Regions from separate parts of the Homo sapiens genome. Here region 2 is linked to region 1. Evidence: chromatin contacts called from ENCODE Hi-C data. All regions are on one chromosome and are shown on one strand. Each heading gives the region's core, a stretch centred on a gene start or an enhancer-like site at or near the end of the contact. The rest is flanking DNA. Distances are from core to core; before and after follow the strand shown. Region 1 has its middle 17 kb from the start of POU3F1. Region 2 has its middle 21 kb from the start of MACF1.

Region 1 (5,220 bases), core at 1,746-4,245:
TGCTGACGGTGGGGCACTGAGCAGTTAGAGCTGCACGTCCTCCAGCAGGGAAGGCAGCCAACAGATGCAGACTCGCTCTGCCTACCTGTGGAGGCCGGTGAGGCCAGGGCCTGTTGGGACTTGAAACAGTGAGGCAAGTGGGTGTGTGGTGCTGGGCTCCCCGCTCAAGTTCTCCCAGCGTGCCAGTTCCCGGAGCCTTATGTGCAGGGTGTTGGGGAAGGGCGGGCTGAATCGTGGGTGGGAGTCTTGGCTCAAAGCCCCAGGTGAGTGGAGGAATTGGGGGCGGACCTGAAGTACTGTCTTGAAGTGGACCTGGCAGGCCTCTTGGGCTTGTGCAGCTGCCTCCCCGGGTCAGAGGGTGCGCCCTCTGTACCCAACCAGGTCTCCACAGGTCTGTCTCAGCAAAAAGTGCAGGGAAGGATCAGAGAGAAGCTGTAAAACAAAGGGAGGCAGAGCTTCCCTTCCCAAGCCTACTGCTGAGAGGTTGGAGTGTAGAGGAGGCTGCCTAGTTCATGCTTCTGCCTGTTCTTTCCTCAACTGCTCTGGCCAGAGGGAAGAACGTCTCCGCTGCTTCTCAGGCTCCCTGTAAGGAATTTCCTGGCTCCCTATTCCTGGATCCATCATCATCACATTTAGGAAGTCTTGTCCAGTCTACTCCTAGGTGAAGCATACACCTAGGTCTCCTTGTTCATCTTGTCCGCTTCGCTTAATGCAAAGGGAACAAACTGCTTGGGGCTGGGGTGGTTGCACAGTCCAGCCCTGTGCTCCTGCGTGGTGGTAGGAGAGGCTCGTCCAGAACGGAGCTAAGGACCCAGCTTTTTCTAGGCAAGAGGAATATATCAAGGGAACTGCTGTGTTTAGGGGTAAGCAGAGGATGGAAAGGGCTTCCTTTCCCCTCCCTGCATCTGTCACCTGACGGCCATGCTCAGATCGGGTTAATGAAACTGTGGTGCCCCAGGCAGCTGGGCAGCACCCCCCTGCCCTGAATCAGCCTGAGTCATTTACAGCTTTCTCCCAGTTACCCCAAAGGCTTCTCTCAGAGGTGACAAATGTAGGGGGTTGGTTTCGGGTTTCATGTTTTCACATTACTGGGTGGAAAAAAGAAAAAACACCTTTCCAAACCAAAAAAACCAGCTTCTATAGCAGAAACAACTTGTCCCGAGAGCACTGAAAATTTCCCCATCCTCTCTCCTCATCTGCTCAGAGACACTGAGACCAGTGATGGAGGGGTTAAGGGGAGGGGTTGGAGTCAGGCTGAGTGGAGTGTTGGGGACAGCCCCTTTGGAGGTGGCAGCACCTGCCTTCCTGCTTATAGGCAGGGGAGGACCTTTGCAGGGCCCTGCAGCTCTGAAGCCTGTGGTCTCCAGTGCCCAGAGATGGATTGCCAGGGCATGGGACAGTGAACTCAGGGTGGCGAGGGACCAGGGAAGGAAGGGACCATCTCCCCTCCCTAGCTATTTTGATCCCAGGAGGTCTGGGACAGGTGTCCCTCCCTGGCAGAGGGTTCTTGAGGTGGAGTGGTAGGTGGAATATAGAAGGTCCATCTGGCACATGGAGCCTAGGGGGCAGCACCCCCTCCTCTTGCTGGCTGGTAGCATTGTAGACCACCCCAGCCCCCCGCCAGGGGCAGATGGTCTCCATAGCAGATGGAGACTAGGCTGGCAGTGGCAGGATGGGCTTTCTAGTCTCAGCCTGGCCACTCTGGCTAATAAGACAATCCGGGGGCAGTGACAGGGCTAACTGCTGGTGTGTGTGTGTGTGTGTGTGTGTGTGTGTATGTGTATGTGTGTGTGTATATAGGTGTGTAGGAGAGGGAGCCCTGGCCTTATTGGGCCATTCTGGGGGAGAAGTAAAGAGGAGTCCCAGACAGAGTCAGTGGATCTTTGGGGCCCCCTCAAGTTTGCTATGTAAGCGTGGCAGGCTCTCAGTGCCTGGGCTCCTGAAGCTGCCCTGGTTCTTGTGTGAAGGGGCCGGCTCCTGGGCTGGGAGCCTCTGCTGCAGCTGGAGCCTGGACTGCTTGATTTAGACCCCCTGCCAGGTCCCCAGAGCTCGGCCTGGGCAGCAGCTCCTCCCAGAGGACGCGCCCGTTTATTATGCGCTCCTGCTCCCTCATGGCTCAGGCAGGCAGCGGCCTTCATTAGCGGAGGAGCTGGGGTCTGTTTTGGCTGCCTCATCAGCATCAGTGAACTGCGTCCCTGCGAGATTTGATACAATTTAATTAACCTAATTAAAAGCTCTGATTGCAGAGATGATTGGGGTAGCGCCAGCAGCGACTGCATATTTATAATGAGCTGCAAGGTGTGGGACCGCAGCCAAACGCCACGCATCCTAATGAGCGGGAGCCGGGAGCCAGGGAGCGGGAGAGGGAACGTTTATTTTTGGCAACAATGCCCAGTTCCTCCCTGCCAGGGAGTCAGAGACCCAGGGAGCAGAGACGGACCTGCCCACTGTGCTCTTCCGCACAAGGTGGAAGCAGAAATGTGTGCTCTCCACCGGTTCTAGGGCCCTTGGACGCCCCAGGAGCACACAGTGCCCGTGTTTCTGTTTGTAGAGTAGGGGGCTGGGACCCCAGCCATGCACTTTTCCTGCCTCTCATCTCTGGGAGTCAGGGGCTGCCTTCTGAACCGGGGCCTTGCTGTGAGGAAACAGGACCCAGCAGAACCACCTTGTTTCCAGGCTCCAGGATCCCTGGGCTGTTTTCTCAAACTTGCCAAGGAAGAGACAGGGGCTGGCAGGACAGGCTGAGAGGCTGCTTGGGAGTCAGAAAAGGGGTCTGCATATCCAGGAGTCCCAGATGAAGATCCTGGGCCTGGGACAGAAAGGAGAAACAGGAGGGGCAAACTTCCCACTCATCCTGGAAGCTGGGGACCCCTGTCCCCATCTCCTCACTCCCTTTGAGGACCCTGCCCAGGGAGGCCAGCTGCCCTGGACTCTTCCTGTCTTCTCCCACTGCCTCTGTCTGGGGAAGTCTTGGTTTGTCTGACTCAGCGTTTCCGCTGTAAATCACATCTAATAATACCGAGAGTGAGAGCTGAGACGGAGGTGCTGTGGGTGAAGGGGCACCGGGGAGGAGGGGCACGCCGCCTAGGTGCCAATGGGTGTTGTTCAGGGAGGGAGCTCTGAGGCGGCAGGAATGGGGGCTGGGCCCTGAGGAAGAAGGTGGGAGCAGCCTGCCACCCCTGCCCCCATTCCTGCTCTGGAGCTTGTGTAGGTCATGAGCTCAGCCAGGCTGGCCCAGCCCCCCAGTGCTTTGAGTGCCGCCAGGACAAGATGAGATTTGTCCCAGCCTACCTTGCAGAGTTGCAGCTGTTTAGCTCCCTTATCAATCTTCTCTGTGGGTTTAATCATCTCTCTGTCATCCTGCTGGGGCAGCCCTCCCCTAACTGAAGCCCCCAGAGGGGCTGGAGCTTCTCAGCCCCAGCTTTCCTCCAGTCCCCCTCCCCCAGACAAGCATCTTTCCCCACCTGACTTCCCTTATGGGAGATAGAGGGTGGGCCAGGGCGGCTTTGCTCCAGGTTTAGTCTCAGTGGCAGGGGTGAATGTCCTTGTGTTTGCAAGATGTAAACAGGATGAAGGGTGGGTAGAGGTGGCACTGGCAGAGAATTTGTCCCAGCTGGGTCCTCAAGGTCTTTGACTCCATTCCAGCCTGGGTAGAACAGGGCCTAGAGGTCGGCTATGAGGGCTTTCTGCCCAGAACCAGGAGATTCTTGCGTAGGTGCACGATCCTTCCCTCCTGCCAGCCCCTTAGGAGCTGCAGCCAGCCAGCCAGCTCTGGCCTCCTTCCCTGGGTGGGTCCTGTGGGGCTCAGGGGCCCGTGGGCAGTAACCACGAGCCCACGGCTTTGTGTGCATCTTGGGAAGGAGGGCGCACAGGAGTCAATGGAGCCTGTGTTGTGGTCCAGGCGGGGAGCCAGGGCGCAAGGGGTTTTGGGGCTGCCCCAGTGCTGACGTGCAAGATGACCTTCAGGGCCGCGCTTCGGCCCTCTGCTGTGCTCTCCTTCCCTGCTGAGCATCTGGAGAATGGGCAAGGAGGTGGCATGGGATGGGGTATGTGCCCCCAGAGGGAACATGAGAAAGAGGGCCCTTCTTCCCCTGCTCCCCACTCCTCACCCTAGGCCTTCTCTGTGCAAATGGAAGGCCAGCGCCTCCCCGTTTCTCAGAAGGGGATGTAAAGTCCCAGAGAGGGTTGGGATCTGGCTGAACATCACCCAGCTTGTCCTCAAGGCAGGGACTGTGAGACCCCTGCAGAGGGTCCCTCAGGACGGAACCAAAGGTTCTGGAGGGCCACCAACCAGTCCTGGGCTGGAGGGGGCTTGTTAGGTTCAGCATAAGGCTGGGCTCTGGAAGACAATGGAGTGTTGATGAGGCTTCGGTCCTGGTCTCACATGACCTGACCAGGCAGGGTGGGTGGACTGCACGTGGCTGAGTTGCCTGGGCTGACCTTTGGTCGCTGGCTAGGGAAGAGAGGAAGCCATGAAGGCTCCTGCCCACTCCATGCCCTGGGCACCCTGACACCCCCTCCCCAGGAACTGCCCTCTGGGCACACACTGTCTTCCACCTACCTACCTTCTTCTTTAGTCTTTCTCTTTTCTCTGCCACGTGTAGGAGCATGTGTACAATATGTGTGTATTTGTGTGTGAAAGTATATGTCTGTGTGAATGTGAGAAGTGAGGCATAGGATGAAAGGGAGAGAAGAGACCCTCTTTCTGGGTTCTTCCCTATCAGGAATAAAGACTGAGTTTCAGCCAGGCACAGTGGCTCACACCTGTAATCCTAGCACTTTGGGAGGCTGAGGTGGGCGGATTGCCTGAGCTCAGGAGTTTGAGACCATCCTGGGCAACATGGTAAAACCCTGTCTCTACTAAAAATACAAAAAATTAGCTGGGCATGGTGGCGCGTGCCTGTAATCCCAGCCACTCGGGAGGCTGGCTAAGGCAGGAGAATCGCTTGAACCCGGGAGGCGGAGGTTGCAGTGAACGGAGATGGGACCACTGCACTCCAGCCTGGGTGACAGAGCAAAACTCCATGTCAAGAATAAAAAAGGAAAAAAGAAAAAAAAAAAGGCCGGGCGCGGTGGCTCATGCCTGTAATCCCAGCACTTTGGGAGGCCGAGGCAGGTGGATCACTTAAGGTCAGGATTTCGAGACCAGGCTGGTCAACATGGTGAAAACCCGTCTCTACTAAAAATACAAAAATTAGCTGGGCGAGGCCACGTGTGGTG
Region 2 (5,220 bases), core at 1,315-3,814, 1.2 Mb after region 1:
TTTTAGTTTCCGAGTATTAGTAAAGAGTGGCTCACATTGCCTTTTACTTTATACGTTCATGCATTGGAAGACTTAATATTGTTAAGATGGCAGCACTCCCCAAACTGATCTATAGATTCAATGCAATCCCTGTCAGAATCCCAGTGGGGTTTTTTCTTCTTCTTTCTTCTCCTCCTCCTCCTCTTCCTCTTATTCTTCGTCTTCCTCTTCCTCCTCCTCCTCTTCTTCCAGAAATTGGCAAGCTGCTCCTGAAATTCATGTGAAAATGCAAGGGACCCAGAATAGTCAAAACAATCTTGAAAAAGAACAAAATTGGAGGACTCACACTTCCAGATTTGAAAACTTACTACAAAGCTACAGTAATTAAGACAGGATGGTACTGGCATAGGGATAGACATATAGATCAATGGAATAGAATTGAGAGTCTAAAAATAAACCCTTACATTTATGGTAAATTGATTTGTGATAAAGGTGCCAAGACAATTCAATGTAGAAAGAATTGTCTTTTCAACAAATTATACTGGGACAACTGGATATCCATATACAAAAGAATGAAATTGGCCAGGCGTTGTGGCTCACGCCCATAATCCCAGCACTTTAGCAGGCAGAGGTAGGTGGATCACGAGATCAGGAGTTCGAGACCAGCCTGGCCAACATTGTGAAACCCCATTTCTACTAAAAATACAAAAATTAGCTGGATGTGGTGGCGGGCACCTGTAATCCCAGCTACTCGGGAGGCTGAGGCAGGAGAATCGCTTGAACCCGGGAGGCAGAGGTTGCAGTGAGCTGAGATGACGCCATTGCACTCCAGCCTGGGCAACAGAGCAAGACTCCACCTTAAAAAAAAAAAAAAAAAGAATTTAAACCCTGACCTCACACAACATATAAAACTTAACTCAAAGTGGAACATAGACCTACATATAAGAGCTAAAATTACAAAACTATTAGAAGAAAACTTAGGGGTAAATCTTTGTGACCTTGGATTAGGTAGTGGTTTCTTGTAGCTAACACTGAAAGTATACACAAAAAAGAAAAAAATAGAGAAATTATACTTGATCAAAATGTAAAACCTTTGTGCTTCAAAGGACACTACCTAGAAAATGAAGACACCTCACAGAATGGGAGAAAATATTTGCAAATCATATATCTAATAAGGGACTTATATCCAAAATATATAAAGAATTCTTTGAACTCAACAGTAAAAAGAAAACCCAATAAAAAAATGGGCAAAGGATTTATATAGCCATTTCTTCAAAGAAGATATACAAATGGCTAATAAGCACATGAAAAGATGCTTAGATGCTTAACATCATTAGTTATTATGGAAATGCTAATCAAGATCACAATGAGATACCACTTCATACCCACTAGAATGGCTTTAATAAAAAAGAGAGTGAGGATGTGGAGAAATTGGAACACCCCCAACATTGCTGGTGGGAATATAAAATGGTGCACCTGCTTTAGAAAACAGTTTGGTGGTTCTTCAAAAAGTAGAGTTGCCACATGACCCAGCAATTCCAAAGTATATATCCAAAAGAAATATTATATTCATAGAATATAGAAAACATATATTCATAGAAAACTCGTACATAAATGTTCATAGCAGCATTATTCATAGTAGCCCCAAAGCAGAAACAGCTGAAACATCTATCAACTGATGAATGGATAAACACACTGTGGCATATCCATACAACAGAATATTATTTGTCAGTGAAAAGGAATGAAGTACTGATTGATGCTAACATGGATCAACCTTGAGAACATTAGACTAAGTGAAAGAAGCCAGACACAAAAGGCTTGTATGATTCCATTTATACCATTTATACATAATAGGCAAATCCATAGAGACCATAAGTAGATTAGTGGTTGCTAGGGGTTGAGGAGGGGCGAATGGGAAGTGACTGCTAATTGATATAGGGTTTCTTCAGGGGGTGATGGAATGTTCTAAAGTTAGATAATGGTGATGGTTGAACAACTCTGTGAACATACTGATACTTAAATATCCATTGAATTGTTTACCTAAAAAGGGTGAATTTATGTTAACCAAATCTCAGTGAAGCTGTTATAAAAATATTAGGCTGATTTGTAGGTATGAATAGTATTTGTCTGTTTGTATTGGGCCCCTTATTGCTGCCACTGAGAATCTTGAAGTTGTCTTGAATATTTTGCTTCAGAACTGTCACTGTCTTGAGCAGGCAAGTTACTGTTGCCCCAAATCTTCAAGGTGAGAAACAGGTTTGCAATCATTTTTTTGCAGGAGAATACATGATGGCACTTTATATCAGGAAGCGAACTTTTAAGGTGAGCACTCTGAAGTTGAAGCATTTCCAAGTTTTAAGTGGGACTGTGCCCTACCTTAGTTCTTACTTCATCCTTTAAACTGTGTGTCACACTGGAGTAGGCAGTTTCCCAGCCCCATACCCAGCTCCACCAAGATCCTCACTTCTTTCATCATTTGCCCATTTTTCCCCAGGCTATGTTTGATCTTGCTCTGAGGCCTTCTTTCTTGGGAGGTATAGCGAGAGTAGCTGCAGAAACCTCTGGGTGGCACCCTGCCCCCACAGGATTACCAAAGAATGACATGTGTGGAAGAGGCTCAGGCCTGTGTTGGCAGGAAGAAGTGACTCATTTTTCATCAAAGGAATTTCAAAGAACATATAATGACAGGATGATGTCACAGGAGCAGGTGGAGACAGGAACCTTGATTGAGCTGCTGGAAGATATTAAATGGTGTGGCTGCCTGGGCAGTCAGAATGATTGACCAGCATAAATCACAGGAAACATCACCTGTTTTTTAGTTCCTATTTCATGAGCCCTGGTGTGGGCAGTGCTGTTCATGTGCCCTCAGAGCATATGGTTGAGTCTATGCATGTCTTGGGTATACTGTGTTTGTATCTGGGTGAGATGGCTCACAACATCCTGTGCTAGTCATGGACTTCTTTTTCATGCAGGGCGGCGTGTGTGGGTTCCTGCACTGTGTGCCTCAGTTCTATAGCTAGCAGGGTCTGTGTCTTGGAAATGAGCCTCACATGGTCATACTGGCTGGTTTGAAGGCATGACATTTCCTCTGACATATTTAGAGAGGGGAACTTGCCTTGACATCAGAAGGTCAGATCTCAGAATTTTTTACCTTATTGCCAAAAGTACCCTAGTTCCATCTAGTATTTTGGCAAGAGCTAGATCTTTGCTCAAAGCCCAGTTAAGTCTTGTGGTGGTGGTGTTTTTCTTCTTTGAGTAGAGGGCCCTCCAATGGTGTTGTATGGTTGAAGCTGATAAGGTGAGGCGGAGTGTGGTGGCGGGATGGAGAGTTTCAGTCAGGATAAGTCTTAGTATCTTTTCATATCGCAAAGCAGTAAAGTTGGTTAGGTTATTCAGGCTGTTATTTATATTAAGATTGTGAAAGAGTGCTCCTGGTCATCATCATGCACCTACCAGAGTCTGTGTGATTATGAGGTTGGAGGCTAAATTAGCCATTTACACAAAGATAAAAGAGAGGCTAGCATTGATAATATTCTGCCTCAGGTTTCAGGCCTCTCAAGGAAGGTCTTAGGAGAGATGGCTTAGCAATATCAATTGCTGCCTTTGTGCTTATAACTCGTTCATCTGAAGATGGCCTGGAAAAAGGGACTTTTAGGCTGCATAGGACACCACCAAAAAAGTAGAAGATACTACCTCTCTTTAAGATGTATCAGGGCTGGTGCTGGGCGTGGTGGCACACGCCTGTAATCCCAGCACTTTGGGAGGCCGAGGCAGGTGGATCACGAGGTCAGGAGATCGAGACCATCCTGGCTAACACGGTGAAACCCCATCTCTACTAAAAATACAAAAAAATTAGCTGGGCGTGGTGGCGGGTGCCTGTAGTCCCAGCTACACGGGAGGCTGAGGCAGGAGAATGGCATGTACCTGGGAGGTGGAGCTTGCAGTGAGCCGACATGGCACCACTGCACTCCAGCCTGGGCGACAGAGCGAGACTCCGTCTCAAAAAAAAAAAAAACAAAAAAGGAAAAAGAAAAGAAAAAGATATATCAGAAGAGCTGGGCATGGTAGCTCACACCTGTAGTTCTAGCTACTCGGGAGGCTAAGGCAGGAGGATTGCTTGAGCCCAGGAGTTCAAGGCTATAGAATAGTGCCATGATTGTGCCTGTGTAGTCACTGTACTCCAGCCTGGACAGCATAGAGGCCCAGTTTCTTTAAAAAAAAAAATTTTTTTTTTAAATAAACCCAAGATATATCAGAAGCAAGAAGGAAAAGTTAAAAAACAACAACTATAATTTGAAAGGGAGGAAGGAAAGCTTTATTTATTTCTTGACACAGTCTTTAATTGTTACGTTCTTCTGGCTGATCATGAGTTTTGTTTTTAGACAATATTACTAGGTACACTGTAGGATGTAAACAGATCTTTGGAGTAGGATAAGAAGGAAATGAGTCAGATAACTTACTTCTTAGAGAAGGGTGCTGGACTTTCCGGGGGCTTAGTTAGCAATATTCCTCCTCCCTGCTAGCAGCCATCTCCCTGTATCTCTTCATGAAATAACAAATCATTAGAAGAGATTTTTAACCTGAAGTGCTGAAGGACCCAGGGAAGAAAGTTCCCTAGGGTGTATTTGATTTGGGAGCCCCCTGAGGGTAATCTGTGGTGATGCTGTTTCAGAAGTCACCACCTGACTCGTTGTCAGATGAGTCTGAGCCCAAGACTCGTACCTGCCACATAATATATACAGGTCCTCTCTCCCTTTGGTTATGAGCTAAAGGCCTTTAATCATGAGGTAGAGGAGTGGATAAGGGAGAAATATCTGAAACCCAATTAACCAGATTCCAGAATGTTAAGGGAATCCATGTGGGGGCTGGGATTCTGAACATCTCTCTCTCTCTCTCTCTCTCTCTCTCTCTCTCTCTCTCTCTCTGTGTGTGTGTGTGTGTGTGTGTGTGTGTGTGTTTTGGTGGGGGGTGAAATGACTTTTTTTTTTTTTTAATTTGAGACAGAGTCTCACTCTGTCACCAGGCTGGAGTGCCGTGGCATGCTCGGCTCACTGCAACCACCAACTCCCTGGTTCAAATGATTCTCCTGCCTCAGCCTCCCGAGTAGCTGGGATTACAGGCACGCGCCACCACGCCCGGCCTAGAAATGACTTTTTTAGGGGCTCACCTATAGGATAAAATCCAAACTCATCTTGTCATTTAAGATCTTTCATAATCCAGTCCAACTTTCTATAACATTAA

What was found. A loop is a pair of places that touch in the nucleus more often than their neighbours do. Pooled maps may share reads with other maps.
Region 2: a loop to region 1 is called in a pooled map, with 9 times the contacts of the local background. The contact joins two enhancer-like sites. A Hi-C loop is called at or near these places in 5 of 50 pooled maps.

What each region holds. Positions count from the first base shown.
Region 1 is chr1:38,027,181-38,032,400 of GRCh38, forward strand. No RefSeq gene overlaps it. Among named protein-coding and RNA genes, the nearest start is that of POU3F1, 17 kb to the right of the region's middle. RefSeq lists enhancers at 1-141, 142-693, 1,513-1,562, 2,696-2,775, 3,476-3,535 and 1 more. Within about 2 kb of position 2,996, at least 22 of the 41 ENCODE cell types and tissues checked have a DNase peak (open chromatin) inside an H3K27ac peak, as active enhancers do.
Region 2 is chr1:39,181,312-39,186,531 of GRCh38, forward strand. It overlaps a transcript of MACF1 not described here. Among named protein-coding and RNA genes, the nearest start is that of MACF1, 21 kb to the right of the region's middle. RefSeq lists enhancers at 1,830-3,029, 2,270-2,784, 2,539-2,808, 2,785-3,298. Within about 2 kb of position 2,565, at least 27 of the 41 ENCODE cell types and tissues checked have a DNase peak (open chromatin) inside an H3K27ac peak, as active enhancers do.